Linked DNA regions of Homo sapiens: region 1 is linked to region 2. The links are chromatin contacts, found by Hi-C or POLR2A ChIA-PET in ENCODE. All regions are on one chromosome and are shown on one strand. Each heading gives the region's core, a stretch centred on a gene start or an enhancer-like site at or near the end of the contact. The rest is flanking DNA. Distances are from core to core; before and after follow the strand shown.

The links. A loop is a pair of places that touch in the nucleus more often than their neighbours do. ChIA-PET counts read pairs that join two places held with the same protein, here RNA polymerase II (POLR2A). Pooled maps may share reads with other maps.
Region 1: a map of sigmoid colon shows a loop between it and region 2 (2.0-fold over the local background). The contact joins two enhancer-like sites. A Hi-C loop is called at or near these places in 5 of 168 maps with a recorded cell type or tissue (HCT116, aorta, astrocyte of the cerebellum and 2 more) and 4 of 50 pooled maps. POLR2A ChIA-PET finds 5 or more read pairs at or near these places in 7 of 52 experiments (A673, CD8-positive, alpha-beta T cell, HCT116 and 4 more).

Annotation. Positions count from the first base shown.
Region 1 is chr3:111,882,687-111,886,205 of GRCh38, reverse strand. PHLDB2 (pleckstrin homology like domain family B member 2) reads right to left here. Exons shown (of 18, transcript NM_001134438.2): 2 at 794-2,142. The coding sequence starts at 2,128. Among named protein-coding and RNA genes, the nearest start is that of PHLDB2, 25 kb to the right of the region's middle. Within about 2 kb of position 1,590, at least 2 of the 41 ENCODE cell types and tissues checked have a DNase peak (open chromatin) inside an H3K27ac peak, as active enhancers do.
Region 2 is chr3:111,923,093-111,926,423 of GRCh38, reverse strand. The region is part of intron 5 of PHLDB2 (pleckstrin homology like domain family B member 2); the gene reads right to left. Among named protein-coding and RNA genes, the nearest start is that of ABHD10, 54 kb to the left of the region's middle. Within about 2 kb of position 1,968, at least 16 of the 41 ENCODE cell types and tissues checked have a DNase peak (open chromatin) inside an H3K27ac peak, as active enhancers do.

The DNA.
Region 1 (3,519 bases), core at 341-2,840, 40 kb after region 2:
CTCTTGTTAAGGAAATCATGAATCAAAAATGAATCAAAGTAATCTCTCACAGATATTCATTCTAAGAGAAAAACCTGTGCTTAAAAGAGAAAGGAAAAATGCAGTTGTTTGTTCTCATTCATTGGTGAGACTCTCAAGGGATGTTTCCCCGTCTTATTTTCAATATTTCAACAATAAGTATAAATTCATTTTAAATGGAAAAAGACAACTCAATAGATCTTGTGAGTATGTGTAGTTTGGAATCACTGTACGTGATAAGAATCAGAGCTAAAGATAGTAAGGTTGTGTATGAACAGTGTGGAGAAAAGCTGAGCACCACTGAGGCAACTCCAACTTTCTAGACAACTTGCTATAAAGACAAATTTACTACCTAATTCTTGGTGAGTCATGATTTCACTGACTACTTCTCATAACCATACACAAGCAAATTTAATGATATAAATAATACAAGTCAGCATTTCCTCATAGTCTTAAAGAGAAGTTTGTAAGACTCAGAAATTTCATAAAATTCCCAACTCCTCTGTTATGTTTTTAAAGAATTTATACTTGTGAGAAGTCCGCAGAGCAACTAAATTAACATTAATTCCTGGAGGCCTTCAAGATAGCCAAACAAGCCTATTAATAGTGATATGGGAAGAAGAAGGATAGCAGGAGAGAAGAGAAAGATAGCAGCTGTGGCTAGTGAACATGAATATCCTATATTCCCACATATCCTGGAGTCCATCTCCAAGGCTGCCCTGTAGATGCTGGTTAATGAAACAGTGAGGTCAATCACTGTTGAGATGAAGATTACCAATCGCTCCATTTCCTGCTCCCTGAGTCTTTCCTCCCTCTGCCGCCGGTGATAATCCATCAGGTCATCACGTCCTGAAATGGAGCTAATACTGCTTTTCCGTTCCCGAAGGGCAGGCTGGGGGGTTCCTGAGGCCTGTCTGAGGCTTTCCAAATCTGCCTCATCAAATTCCACAGATCCACAAGAGAAGTTCCTCCTGGTCGCAAAAACTCTGTCTGACTCTCCAGCAAGAAGTGAATGACTCGGGTTTGTCCCCACATATGAAGCCTGATCAAAGTCATCAGAGGCACAGGAGGAGGTGGAGGCCAGAAGCATCTTCCGAGCCACTCGTGGACTGGCAGGGACACTGAGGGTAGAACTTACATAAGGATTGCCTTCAGAAGCAGAGGTTTTATAGGGTAAAGCCCCTGAGCTCAAAGAAGAAAAATTAAGGTAATTGTCATTGTCTATTACGCTATGAGGTAGATCCTTTTCCCCAAGTTTTGTTCGTTTGGAATTGCCCAGAGAGTTTCTTGGAGGCAAGCTGAGAGGTGTCAGCTGGTTCTCTGTGGCTCTGTACAACCTGGGAAGTGATCGGCTGTAGGCTCCCATGTGACTCAGGCTGCTGCTGGAGTACTTCCTAGTTCTCAAATTGATGTTTTCAGATGCAAGCTCCTTGTGTCTAGTTAACTTGGGTTGAAGCGCCAGGCTGTCCTGAATGCTCATTTTCCTGGCTTGCTTTGGGCTTGAAGGCATGCTTGCGGCTCCCGATCTGCTGATAGGAGGCGGGCCAGCATCACTCAGGGAACTTCCATTCCACATGGCCAGGAGCGAGCCAGATGCCTTCCGACCTTCCAGCCCTCCAAGAGAGTAGACATTGTCATGCGATTTATGCCTTGAGCTATATTTGGAATAGGGAGGCTTCTCTGAGAGCCTCAAGGCCCTTTCACTGTCCCGGCCAGTATAATGATCAAAGTCTGCTCTTCCAAGTGGATATCCACTGAGGGAGGATGTAGTGTTGAGTAAAGGAGTTGGAGGTTTCATAGGAATATTTTTGTCAGTTCCATCATAAGAGAACTGCTTGCTTCCCTGGATTTTGGCTAAGGAGGGGCTGCTTCTGACACTGGTTCCCAAAGGAGAAGGGCTTCTCTTTGCAGGCACAGGTTGTGAGAGGGTTAAATAGGAGCCAGAATAGTCTCCATTGGCTTTAAATCTCAGACTGGAAGAGTATTTCTTTGGGCTGAGGCTCTCCATCATGTTTTGGGAATCGTTCTCAACAGAATGCACCACAGAGTCTTCCTCTAAGCTACCATTTTGTAAATCTAGCTCCTTTTGTATGTAGCTATGCTCTTCCATAATCTTGCTGGAATCTGTAAAGAAATAAAACAGAAAATTTTGCCTTAAAGAAGATTTTAAAAGAACAATCCCTTGTTAGGCCTACATCTGAACAAACAATCTTGCAGTCTGACCTAATGCAACTAACAAACACAAACTCAGTTTTACTAAAAAACCTGTTAAAACCATACAGCAAATTAAAGGAGAATAAAGATCATTGACCTGAGATAACTTATGTACAAAAGAGAAATAAAAGGACAGCAATGACATTTGAGCGAAACAAATCCCTAACCAAGTAAAGGTGCAGGATTAGGCTGGTACATTAAAAAAGACAATTTGTCCTTAATGTTCTGGCCCTTCGAGGAACACCTGCTTCCCTAGTGACTAGCTAATGCCCAAAGGCATAATGCAATGGACTTTCCTATAGCTGTCTCTGCTAGAATCATTAACTGTTCAGAAATAAAGTCCTGAGGAAACAAAATTCACATTTGGGCAGAGAAAAAAAAGTTTACGTTAGACACTGATCAATAACATGAGGGTTAGAAGATGGTTCTTTAAACAAGGACTCTGGGAGTTACCTTCTCAACAAAAAGACTTAAAGCTCCTTTAGTCATCAGAGGTAGGTAATAACAAAGAAAAGGGTATTCCACCAATTATTGACACATGGTCGGGATGGTATATTTAAAAACCTGAAACTGTTATATCCTTTAAATTTTCTAGTACCCCAAATGCACTATGCTCATCCTTGCAAATTCTCTCCTCTAGCAGAAACAACTATCAGGACCTAGTCACTCTTCCAGGGACAGATCAGGATTCTATCTTCCACCATTAAAATTTTTAAGAAAATATGTTTTGAACCCTGGTTTGCACAATGTTAACTTAAAACACTAAAGTTTTAGCCAATGAAAATGTCTTTGAATTACAAACTATTACTGCAAATGGGAAGGCTTATAATTCTACCTGATAAAAAAAAATTTTCTTAGATTATCAGCAAAGGGAAAATACAGTTTAAACATTGTCACTGAACTCATGAACCACTATAACTGTCCTCCAACCCTTAGGCACATCAGACACTAATTATGACATCTCTGGTCTATATATAAACAGTATCACATATGGTTAGTAATGGTTTCATAATGTGGTTGTCTCTGTAACTAGGCCACAAGTTTAAGGAAGAGGTTATGTCTAGTATTTTTATCTTCCACCCCTCTAGCTCTTGTTGTCCTATAGGTGAAAAACTTGATGAACATAAGCTTTCCATTTTAATCAAAGCCTTCCTCACTCCCTCTCAGCCATGGATTAAGGACCTTCACCCTGTTGCTTAGCTTCACACACTTTGTGAGCAAATTCAGGCAGCCTAGTAAAGAGCTGCTTCTTTATCCAGAAGGCCAAGAAACAGTCTGGCTGCATAA
Region 2 (3,331 bases), core at 719-3,218:
GGTCCCTGCTGCACACTGACTGTGACTTGGCACCTGTTCTGCACTCAAGAGGTATTAACACTTTGCTGAAGAATTCTGGGCTAGGCTCACTGTCTTTCTCTGGCTCCAAAGGAAGGATGGGGAGGAAGTAACAGGTACTTTGGCCAGAAAATCGTGGGAAAAAAGATTTAACCATTTAACATGCAATGATATATGCTTACTGTAGAAACATTAGGAAGTCAAAGAATTTAAGATTTCATTCAGGTACATGTTGTATGGCACAGAATGATTTAAGCTTCAGTTCAAAACTTTAAGTGTGTTTCATGTGTTTAAGAGTGCAGGCTAGGATGGCTACAAAATATAACAATGCATCTGTGTGAAGACACACAATATTTGTCCTTAAACAAAAGGATAGTTTGAGATATATGTTTATCATCTGGGTCATGGGAAGACCCCTCAGCACGTCTACTGAATCAGAAGCTTTTCTTAACCATTTTATTTAATTTTGGTACAACTGACTTGATTTTTGTGCGCTAAAAAGAAGCACAGATAAAACAGATAATCCATAAATAGAAGAAATTGAAAAATATTTTTAGTTTCAAATTTTTAACACAGCTAGAAATAGAGACAGAAAACCTACGCAAACAGATGCACACATCCGTATCTTCTTAGCCATTGCCTGAGATCAGGCTCTGCCTTGGAATGGGGATGGGGAGTAGAAGGGAAGGAAGCCAGTTCCACAGTCAGGCCTTTGCCCAAGCTGGGCTTCATGGTGCTAGCGGTTTCCCTACTCTGTCACCAGGCCCATTAAATGAAAACAGTTTGCTAGACCAGAGGTCCCAATCTTCTTTCACTTGCTATAAGAAAATGTGATGGTCTCTTTGCTTACTGCTTCACCAAGTAAATATACCCTCCAGATTTATGTCTGAGTTAGATCCTTGTTTAAGCTTTATCAATGTTCATAGTGGCTCCATCTGTGATGTGGCTACTATCCGAGAACACAACCGGCAGGTGGCATGTATCTCAAGGTCAGATGGAAACAGGGTTATTGATGTTCGTAACAGTGGTACCCCTAAGGGTAATAAAAGGCCAGTGCAGGAAACTGCTGCAAAAATGTTCAATAAATACACAGTAGAACAAACTGACTATATTTTATGTTTTCTATAGAAGTATGCCTATGGTTTATATTTTATAGGGTAACGAATGTGCAAAATAAAATGCATTCCTAAATCAGCTAAAAGAAGTAACACTAAAGACCAATCTTCAGAGCCAAAAAAATAACATCAGTAATTTCATATCAAGATTTGAATGCTGATGTCTGGGCTTGGTGGCTCACACCTGTAATCCCAGCACTTTGGGAGGCCAAGGCAGGCAGATCACCTGAGGTCAGGCATTCGAGACCAGCCTGGACAACATGACGAAACTCCGTCTCTATTAAAAATGTAAAAATTAGCTGAGTGTCATGGTGGGAGTCTGTAATCCCAACTACTCGGGAGGCTGAGGCAGGAGAATCACTTGAACCTGGGAAGAGGAGGTTGCACTGAGCCAATGTTAAGCCACTGCACTCCAGCCTGGGCAACAGAGAGAGACTCTGTCCCAAAAAAATAAAAAACAAAAGATTTGAATGGGGAGGCATTCTGAGGTATTATTAAACCTTTTTCCTATGGCTCCGGCCTTGTCTCCAAAATTCTAGAGCCAGGCTTACAGGATGTACTATTAACATCTGAATCGGAGCTTGCCCAACAGAGATATCTTTTCAGGTTTTGCTTTTCTCATTCCATGGTTTATATCTGACCACAGCAACAGGTGTATGGAAAAGGAAACACGATCCCTAAGGGGAAAGGCCACTTCCTCCTTCTGTCTTACGCTTTGGCATGATGGGCCGTGTGACTACAGGCCTCCTGGCATATGCACACGGGCAGCCCAGCCCAGCTGTCCTGAAACTTGGCTGCACTCTTTGGCAGGTGTTTGGCTCAGTGTTTTGCTAAGGCCCAGCCTGGACCAGCCATTAGCAGGAAAATCCAACAACAATATTCGTAAGCACACTGGGCAGTATCCTGCCTGGCACATGCTACGGGCTGGATAAACAGTGGATCACAGTGCCCTAGTGCCCTCCTCTATTTCACAGGCTAGAGTGGGATATAAATGTCTAGTAGGCTCAAAACAAACATAAATTATAAAATGTTTATCTGTAAAAAGAACAACAGGGAAAATCTAACCCGAACTGGAAAGGTCTAGGAGGGCTTTTCTGAAAAACTAACACTGATCTTGAGCCCTGAAAGACAGAACCAATGAGGCATGGAATATGAGGAAGGGAATTCCAGGTAGGGGAAAACAGTATCTGCAAAGGACTGGGGTTGGGGGAGGATGAATCTTTTAACAAACAGAAAGATAGAAAGGAAGGTGACTCTGAGAGTGCTGTGAAGAATGGGAGGGTGGTGACAGAAAGGCTGGTGACAGATCACACTACGGAATTTGGATGCATAGTCAAGTACAGTGTGATGCAAACCACAGTAATATGGTCTAATTTCTTCTTTTTAATCACATTGGCTGCTGTGAAGAGAATGGATTGAAGGAAAGCAAGTGGAAGTAGACTAAATAAGAGATTTTCATAATAGAGAAGAGAATGCTGTTAGTGGAGATGCAGAGATGTTGAAGCAATCAAGAAACAAGCTGGTAATCAACTGAATGTAGGGATGATAAGGAAAGACGTGTCAAGATCAATTTCCAGGTTTCTGTTGAACATATAGGTGAATAGAGATGCAATCTCCTGGTTGGAAAAACTAGAGGATGGAGGGTGGAGGGTGGAAGGCAAGGGAAAAGATAAGATCAAGAGTTCAGTTATGGGTGTGTTCAATTGGAAATACCCATGAAATATCCAAGTGGGGATGTCAGGTAGGCACAGGATATGAGTCAGAATTCCAAAAAGGGTTATGAACTAGAGAAATCCCTATGATAGTCACCAGCATATACAAGTTATTTGAAGCCATAGCTATAGAAGGACATGAGGGTACAAGAGAACTGAGTTCAGATGAGAGATAAAGAGTGAGAAAGAGGTAAGAGAAATAGATGGAAAACCAGAAGATTGTGGTACACAGAGGCAAACAAAAGGGAGACAGTGAAGAAGCACCAAGAAAAGAGCTGTCCCCTGTACTGAATGCTGCTCGGGAGTCTGATCATGAGGGGACTGAAAAGCACCCAGCAGGCTGGGCACCACTGAGGTCTTTAGTAGTCTTAACAGGAGAGAATCTGATGGAGGAGTAGAGGTCTAAGCCAACTGGAGTGGGAAGAATGTTTAATTGGAAAATGAAGAAAAGGAGACACAGTATACCCAGAAAATTGTTTAATAAGT